2 separate regions of the Mus musculus genome follow, and region 2 is linked to region 1. The links are chromatin loops, found by intact Hi-C in ENCODE. Cell type or tissue: gastrocnemius. All regions are shown on one strand. Each heading gives the region's core, and the rest is flanking DNA. Links, peaks and the distances in the headings are about the cores only.

Region 1 (4,398 bases), core at 158-4,157:
AGCAAACTATAAGCCTCATTTAATAATATGGTAAGAAATGTGTGCTAAATGTATAGAGTTACATCTTGTAAAAAAAAATCCCAGCATCTTTTAAGAAATTGAAATGTAAATAAATCATATACTTTGATTAGAATGGGGTAAGATTAGAAAATAAGAATCAAAATATAGTTGAGAGGGAAAAAAAGTCAATAAACTTTGGAGAGACTGAAAAAATCCTCTTACTATCAATTTACTATGTAGTTAACATTAACAGCTGAGAAAATACAAAATGTCTCATCATTCATTACAATGTGTTTCTCCTCAAATTTGTCTGTTGTCAATAACATTTGATTTTCTGGAATAAAAAAGAGGTGTTCTGAGAATAGGTGATGCTCCTGAATTAAGACTATCTAGAGAGTTTGTTTGTTTTTTTTTTTTTAAATTGAGATATTCTCCAGAATTTTTTTTTCCCAATTGCATGGTGACTTGATCAGGTGACATACAGTGACAAAAGGCATTGTGCTGCCACGGGCTCCTGTTGGACTTGTGAATAAGGCCGACTGAGCAGAAGGAAAATGACACTCCCAACATGTGCAGGATAAGGACAGAAGCCAGGTGGGGGTTAGGGTGGAAAGCCATTGTCTGGCCCTGGCCCTCTACTGTGCTTGAGCCAGGCATGGCGAGAAGAGTGCAGAATCCTATGGGAAGAGGAGACACTTGGGCAGTGAGTAGTTCTTTTATGATTCCATATACCCACAGTGCTTGTGATACCAGTTGGCTTCCACCAACCTCACCTGTCATCATTTGATGACATGGTAGAACTCTACATCTGTTCAGTGTTTGTAAAGGAGACATTCTTGTTTTGACACCATTGTTTCTGTGAAAAGGAAGGGAACCAGATTGGACATCAGGACCAGGAACTGGCAAAACCGGTTGATAATAAAAAATGGTAGGAATGAGAGTCTTTCAGGGGAGGTAAAGCCCACGCACGTTGCTGGAGCTCACAGGGAAATGCTAGCCTAGCAGTTGCTGCTTTATCCTGGAAAACATCTGGGCTCATTCTCATGCCTTCTGCATCTCCTGTGAAAGGGAGCTTGTCCCTGCCCCCAGCCACTTAACCTTTTATTATACTTGATACTAAAAATTAGTATGTTGGCAACTATATGGGTCCTATTTGTAGAGATAAGTCTTTGCTCCTTAAGCTTTGATTTATTGTCCTTGGATGTTTGGGGGTAGGGAATGGCTGGGTTTTTAACAAGAAGATAAACTTACAAATGGAAATTCTTTTAAGTCATAAATACCACTAGCTTGGCTGTTCCAGAGAAGTTCAAATAAAGACACTGGAATTCAGCAGCTGCTGAAGTGTTTTTCTTCTCTTCCCATTGGACAAGGAAAAGATGTGCCCCACTGACAGAAGAGTAGGCACCAGGACCTGACCTGGGCCTGGATCCATAAGCCGTTGAGAGGTCCTATCGCAGAGAAGGGTGGTACAGAGTGACAGATTGGTCTCCCTCCACCAGTTGACCTCTGAAGTGGAGATGTGCTCTGCACAGCAGTCTCCAGAAGGCACCTCATCTGCCTGATTTAATCCCAGCACTGTACTCGAGTCTGCATCTTCCTCTCAGGGTTCATTCTGGGTCAGTGACTGTACTCACCACCTCTGCTCAGCAATCAATATGCTTTTCATCTTTTCTCTTAGGCCCACACAAACCCTGGAAGGTATGAACTCCGAAGGCTGTGGGAGCATCTTGTTCACACGTATACTTTCCACAGCATGCTAGGTAACACATACCACTTAGTAGGAGAGTAACACATAACTGTCAGTTGATTTGTTAGGTAGACTTAGTGCAGTCTTCATTAAACACGTGGAGGGTTTTTAACAACAACAAACAAAACCAAGGTGATTAACGTCTCTCCACAGGCCTCACCTTACACCAACTAAACCCTAATCTCTAACTTATGTGCCCAGCATTGGTAGGTATGTGGAATCAGGGAATTCTGATTTATGGAGAAGGTCGAAACTACTATATCGATGGGTCTTCTGCTCTCTGTGGCTACATTCTTTTTGCTTCTGGGTTTAGATCCTAAACTTTAGAAGAACCTACCGAAACTAGGAATAGTAGGAACAAATATGGAGATCACTGAGTGTGCATACTGTTTTATAACCACAGTAGACCAGGCCTATGTGTGGTTCTGGGGAAAGGCACTACAACTAATGTATGTACAATGCATGTGTGTGCATGTGCATGTATGTGTATGGGGGCCAAAGAACAAATTCATGTGGCATTCTTTAGGAGCCATCTACCTTGCTTTTTGGAAACATTCTCTCACTGGTTTGACATTACCAATTATCTGGCTAGGCTGGCTAGCTAGAGAACCCAGTGTTCTCTTGCCTCTACTTCCTCAGCACTGGGTTTACAGCACACAAAGCCATGCCCAGATCTTTCACATGGGTCCTGAGGACTGAACTCTGGCAAGCATATTATCAGGACTGATACATCTTCCCAACCATCATTTTCTATGCCTTTTGGGACTTCAATGGTCTCAACTGTAAAATGGTTGCATAATGGTAATGGCTTCTGAAGACTGTTGTAAAAAATTAAACTTTTATGTAGAGCCTGTAGACTAGCATTTATGTGCCATGTGAGAAAGAAGCTGTCATGTTTGCTACAGTTGCTCTCTGCTTTGCTTAACAGCGGTCCTCCTCCCGGAACAAGCTCTCGGAGCCTTCTGACACTAGCAGTTCCTTTGTCCTCCTTTCTCATCTCTAATCTGGTGCTGTTTCTCTGACCCCTACAGTGTCTGGAATCTCATCTGTCTTAACTAGGGTTTTTGTTGATTGGTTAAACTTCTGTATTACTATTCCTCATCAAAGAAATCAAGGCAGGAACTCAAGCAGGGCAGGAACTTGGAGGCAGGAGCTGATGCAGCGGCCACGCAGGGGTGCTGCTTCTTGGCTTGCTCACCATGGCTTGCTCGGCTTGCTTTCTTATTAAACCCAGGACCATCAGCTCAGGGGTGGGACCACCCACAATGGGCTGGACCCTCCCCCATCAGTGACTTATAAAGAAAATATCTCACAGCATCATCTTATGGAGGCATTTTCTCAAATCCCCAGAGAGATTGTGCCAGATATGCAATATGGTTCATGGCTTTTCGGAGGAGAACCTTGAAAGACAGTCTGGAGTGTGCTTGGGTCTCCTGAGATGCAAAAGCCAAGAGCTGTCTGCGGGGTCTGCTTGGAATAGCTCTTTTCTACTGGTCATCAGCCATCAGGATATTTGGAACACTATGTGTTCCCAGCCTCTGCATCTACTAGATTCTCAAGAACCTTAACTGTGTCATCATCCTGTGGACTATTTTTACTTGGGAATCCATAGGCTGAAACTTGAGACCTCCTAACTAGTACTTCATGCCTGAAGTAAATCGGAACCTTGAGGCCATTGTGACTGGTGTCCCCTCCTCACTCATTCTGAGCACACTTCTAAACTCCCCCGCCCTCTCTCCCACTCTCCTGGATATTGTTTGACAAAAGAGCCAGCATCACCAGTGTTTCAGAACCCTCGTTCTTTTCTCATGTTCAGCTTTGGCTTGGTGTGAGGAAGCAATCACAAGAGAGAAAGGAGGAGATGGCCACCTGGAAGCAATAGGTCTGGACTCATTGTGAAGCCCTTGGTTTTGTTCTGTGGGTTTTCTGCTATGTCTGCAGCACAAGATCCTGACGAGGTTAAATAATTAATGCATGTGAATGTACGTTGTAAGCTCTAAAGCACTGCAGGAATATAATTAATTATGTTTATAATTACAGGTAATGTAATTATAATTGTAATTACTCTGTGGGTAGAAGCAGAATATATCTATCCTGTTCATCGTTTATAGCAGGTCACCCTTGGTGGAGCTCCTTGGTTAGATCATCAGTTTGTATATTTGAATCTGAATTACTTTCTCTGGCTTTATTTTCAAGATTGTGACATACTTGAGATATTTATGTGAGAAAAGTCTCATAGAGCAAGACTAGTGGAAGCCACACTTGGTAGCATCTCTGGCATTTATCTATTACAAATAAGTTAAGGCATTTTATTTATTAACTTGCCCATCTACAACAGTCCTTGCAAAGAATCACATAATTAAACTCAAAAATATGATATACACATATAATTTCTATAATTATTCTATATTTACATTTCAGTCAAAAAAAGAGTCAACTTCAGAAATTCATTACACTCTGTAGACTAAAATGTTTATTTTATGACTTAAGTGGCAAGTTTGTCCTTCATTCTAGATGATCTTTCTTAATACTAAGCTAAAATGTTTTGCTTTTTAAACAAAGCACTAAACTTATTAAAAGGAGCTGGTATTGGCTTCTCCTCCATTAACATGGTTAGTCATAGGAAGGAGCCTTTGCAAACATAACCTGCA
Region 2 (4,398 bases), core at 122-4,121, 62 kb after region 1:
GCGTTCCTTGGACTTCTCACAATAGAAACGGAGCACAGCATTTTCAAACCATACAGGTTTGCTTCTGCTGAGGAAGAGACAAGAAAGGGGCTAGGTGCTACCAACTGCTCCTTAAAAATAACCATCAGGAAAAAAAAATCACCTTCCTTTGAGTGTTCAGAAAAAAAAAAAAAAGGGTGGGGTAGGTGGAGAAAGAAAACCAAAGAGCCACATTGCTGAGGGAAGGAGTATTAATGTCAGCATCTCCTCAGATGGGAAGAGCTGACAATGGTGAACTTATTGTTCCAGTCACAATGAAATGAATGAAATCAAGGCGATCTCCTGTGACCACAGTGGCTCTCTGTCCAGAGATCTGCTTCAGAGCCCTATCAATCTGTGCCCCCCCCCCCCCAAAATGGAGCAGAGTAGGAAACAATGTTAAGGAGGCCTTTAAAACACATCATTGAGATTACAGCACCTTTTAAAATAAACAGCACTGAATACCAACACAGGTAAAATGTCATTGTGAGATGGGGGTCCGATCGTCAACAGCGTTCTTTATGGCTTTCCAGTGTGTGATAAAATCTGCTCACCAGATGTACTGTATGTCTCCTGTGTAGCATACTTGAGCATTCTGTAGGCCCGAGGCCCATTTATTTCATGTAATTGCCTTTCCTGTGCACACCTTGGGGCACCCTAATTCTCTGTTTTATTTCAGGCACTGTACAGGGTACCATCTGGTAGTTTTAAACCCATCCCATTTTATTACGCTACTGCAGAGGATGTATTCAGCCGTACTGCAGCTTTCGGAGGAGACAGACTTCTTACTACTAGCTATTTATTTTTTGCCTGAAATAAAGTAGCCTTGAACTATCAACATGCAGGATTCACACATAGATCACGGCCAGTCCATACACACTAGACAGGTTCCTAAGCAACCTGCAGGCACGAGGCAGCTTCAAATTGCTTCTCGAGCAGCTGTTAAACCTATAGAATTGGGATTCTAAATTCTTTGCCCCACTTCTGCGCATAATGATGTCTTTTTAGTATCTCATTTGTATTATTTCAGTTCAGATGAGCACAAAAATAAATGTATTCCATCACATCTGGAAAAGTACCATGGAGAAATCGTTTAATATCCAAAGCTGCACACCTCATTACGAGGTTCGTCACTCACTTCAATCACAGCCTTAACGTCTGTCCCTTTGCCACACGGCTTTGATTTTGCTGCTGTTTTTTTTTTTTTTTTTGTTAAATTGTTAAATCATCTTTCGAGGGAATTTGTAAGATCTCAAAAATGGCAAGTTTGGATCGAACATACTTGGCAAAGGCAAATGAATCTTAGAGCCCGCAGCTTTTCTGCAGGGGGTCTCTGATGACAATGCCTGCCCTCAACTTGTGTTCAAATGAGATAGGAAGTAAAGCAGAGAATTCATCTCCCACTTCAGAGCTACACCCACACCAGTGTGCCCACACAGCTGGCCACAGCACTTTAACAAAGGGTCCCTGGTATGCAAATAACACACACCCAGCTGCAGCCTAGCAAACGAGCCATTGTTCACCTGCTGGCTTCTGCCTCACCAAATCCCTGTTGCTGCTTGTGGTATAGGTTCCTCCATCTTCCCTCCCTGTCCAACAATAGCTAAGGTTTGCACCGGTCTCTGGTAATGACCAGTAGTGAAATGACTACAGGGAGAGGGGGCCAGGCAGGGCTGCAGCACTTAGTGAGTGATGGGTTGGCACGCTAGCCACTGCTGCCTCTTGACATGTGTTGTCTCCACATTGCCCAGGGAGAAGAACACCGGGCTTTGGCTGGAGCATCAGGAAGCCTTCCAGTGTACAATCTGCTACCTGGCACTGATGGCTGGCGTAAATAAACAAACCAATCAGGATATGTTGGCGCTGCTGCAGGACCTTGGCCCTTTATTATGGTGACAGGGATGGGTGGCAATGGCTCCGTTACAGTTGAGGATGGAAAAATATTTCGGGTACAAAAAGCTCAGGTAGAAACCCATTGTAGCAGGCCCTCCATGTTTTGCATCCGGAGCAATGACAAACGCAGCTAAATGCACCTGGCTGTAGCTGTCTGCTTTGATGGAAAGCCGGTTTGGATGCAAAGAATAACTTCCTCCATTATTTATTGTGGGAAACAGAGTTTTGCTGTCTCTAGCCTCAGCAGAAATCAGAAATGCCAGTTTAACAGCGAGCTGATGAGTTCTGGGGAACAGAGTCACAGGTTTGGCACCTTGTAAATCAGCAGGACACCAGTGACCAAACAGATTCATATTTATTTTCCTGGAGTTTTCCCCCCTTCTTTGACTCTCAGGCAATCTCGTCCTATAAAAATGTTAATGCTGGTCTGAATATGAAGGGTAATTTTTTTTTCCCCAGAGCTCTGTCAAACATATCTTCCCAATAATTAAATGTGTATCCTTGGGCTCTAAGAGCGGTCTTGTTGAACAAAGCAACCACAAATCCAACTAACCTTTGAAGAATGAGGGTGTCAAAGTATAAGCAGATGTTTTCATTTGCACAATGCAGGGATTTTTGGGATGCCAAATGTTCCTAAAATAGTTATTGTATCTTGACAGCAGGAGAAAGATACACTCAGAAATGACCTGTAGTCATCTTACACACGACAGACATGGTCTCTGTCAGCAAAAACCAATATTGGAATGCTGTTGAAGAAACTATTACTCTCATCCAATGAGGAAAATACTATCATTCTATAATTATAATGCATGAAAAGAAAAGAGAGTACTGCATATTTTACACACACACACACACACACACACACACACACACACACACACACACACACCACAGCCCCTTAGACACTACAAAACCCTTACTAAATTAAATGCAGGGTAAAATAAAAAGTACATGTTATCCCTTGTCTACACACTAACCGTTTCTATAAGAACTTACAAGTTACATGATTTTTTAAAAAAGAGGATGCATATTTTAGCTGTGGAATTATAGCATCTCACTGTGGTTAGCTGAACTCTTGTTGCTCTGGGGAAATGTTAGCACACCACCTTTTTTTTTTTTAAGTAGATATATGGAGAGAAGAATTATATTAGACAGAAGGAAAAATGCCTTGACTTTGAGAAGAGTCATGAGGAACCCACATAGTTTACCCAAGAAGGCTATGGAATTTACCTCCTGGAGATTTTTAACAGCAGACAGGAAACCCATATGTTTAGGTTTATTGTAAAGTCATTGGAAGCTCATAGACTGGGCTTGACAAGAAATTCATAGTCCTTTTCTGTCAGCTGCCTAGAAGCAGATCATCTCCCCGGGAGACACCCACTAGCTCAAGTGACTGAACAACCCTCCCTAACCCTCTGCTTCTAGAAGGTTAAACTAAGGCTTTTTAATATCGCTGTGTCGGAAAGAGTATAATTAGCACTGCTCCTATAGTACACAATTTCTCAAAATCTACCAAAATGATGTGTGCTTATTCTGTGATCTTAAACTTACACTCCCAGTATTTTCTCTTATGGATTTATTCACATATTTCAACAAAACCCATGACCATACGTAGTCATGTCTACACTAGCAAATAAATAGAAACAACCTGTGTCAGAAAAAGGGTGGTTAAATAAGTTATGGCATATCTCTGTTAGACAGTTTTACACATTCTTGTAAGAAGACTTCTAAAATGTGAATAAGAAACCAGGTATAGATTTCCATGCACAATACATGATTGTTTACATTTTTGAACAAATAGAAGACAGACATCCTCTCCAAAGAATAAGAAATTACTTTTGAACTATGTCTTCTACATTTGTACTCTGCCTATGTAACACTCATTACAATCAAATATATGAAAACCAAATAAATGACAGAAATGAGGAAGCTCTCGTCCAAGAGCCCCAAAGTAAGTAGGGGGCTTGTTGGGTCCCTGGTTTCCCTTGGACCATTTCCTGAGAGCCACTAGCACACATGGCTTTCTTCCAGGAAGTGGGCACTTTTGATTTGGGTTTTTCTTGTTCTCGACTTGCAACTGGATATTTTAGAGGAAAGCAGAGATGGGAGGTAGTTTCATAGGGGATCACCAGAGAATATTTCTTCACAATTGAGTTTGAGCAGAACACAGCCATATGCCTGGATCCATGGGTGAAGGCTAAGAACAGAGATGAACATTCTTCTGAGAGTGGGAATGGAGACTCACTTTCTTACAGAGCCCTACGACGCGCCTGTCAGATTCCTCTTATTAAAGTGTTTTGTCAAGTGGGCCTGACAAACATGTAACTTAGTGATGTTTGTCCAAAGTCTCTTCTGGAACCTTCAGAGAATTGTCTGAGAATATGGCTGTGAAATCCTTTGAAGAGTCAGACATGAATATCCACCATGGTGTTTGTTATAGTTGGGGAGTCAACAGATGAGGGTCAGCATCAGAGGGGTGAGACTTGA

The links. Peaks named below come from ENCODE experiments on the same cell type or tissue, not always from the same donor. Only the 100,000 strongest peaks of a DNase experiment are listed, where the experiment ranks them.
Region 2: a loop joins it to region 1, with 3 times the contacts of the local background. A loop is called at or near these places in 2 of 42 quality-filtered maps.

The regions. Positions count from the first base shown.
Region 1 is chr2:75,324,985-75,329,382 of GRCm38, reverse strand. The region is part of intron 3 of Gm39857 (a long non-coding RNA gene); the gene reads left to right. Among named protein-coding and RNA genes, the nearest start is that of Gm32927, 33 kb to the left of the region's middle. In gastrocnemius, for the core only: no CTCF peak of the experiment used is centred there; no DNase peak of the experiment used is centred there.
Region 2 is chr2:75,262,791-75,267,188 of GRCm38, reverse strand. All of the region lies in intron 3 of 2600014E21Rik (a long non-coding RNA gene), which reads right to left. Among named protein-coding and RNA genes, the nearest start is that of Gm34401, 20 kb to the left of the region's middle. In gastrocnemius, for the core only: no CTCF peak of the experiment used is centred there; a DNase peak (open chromatin) is centred at 1,781.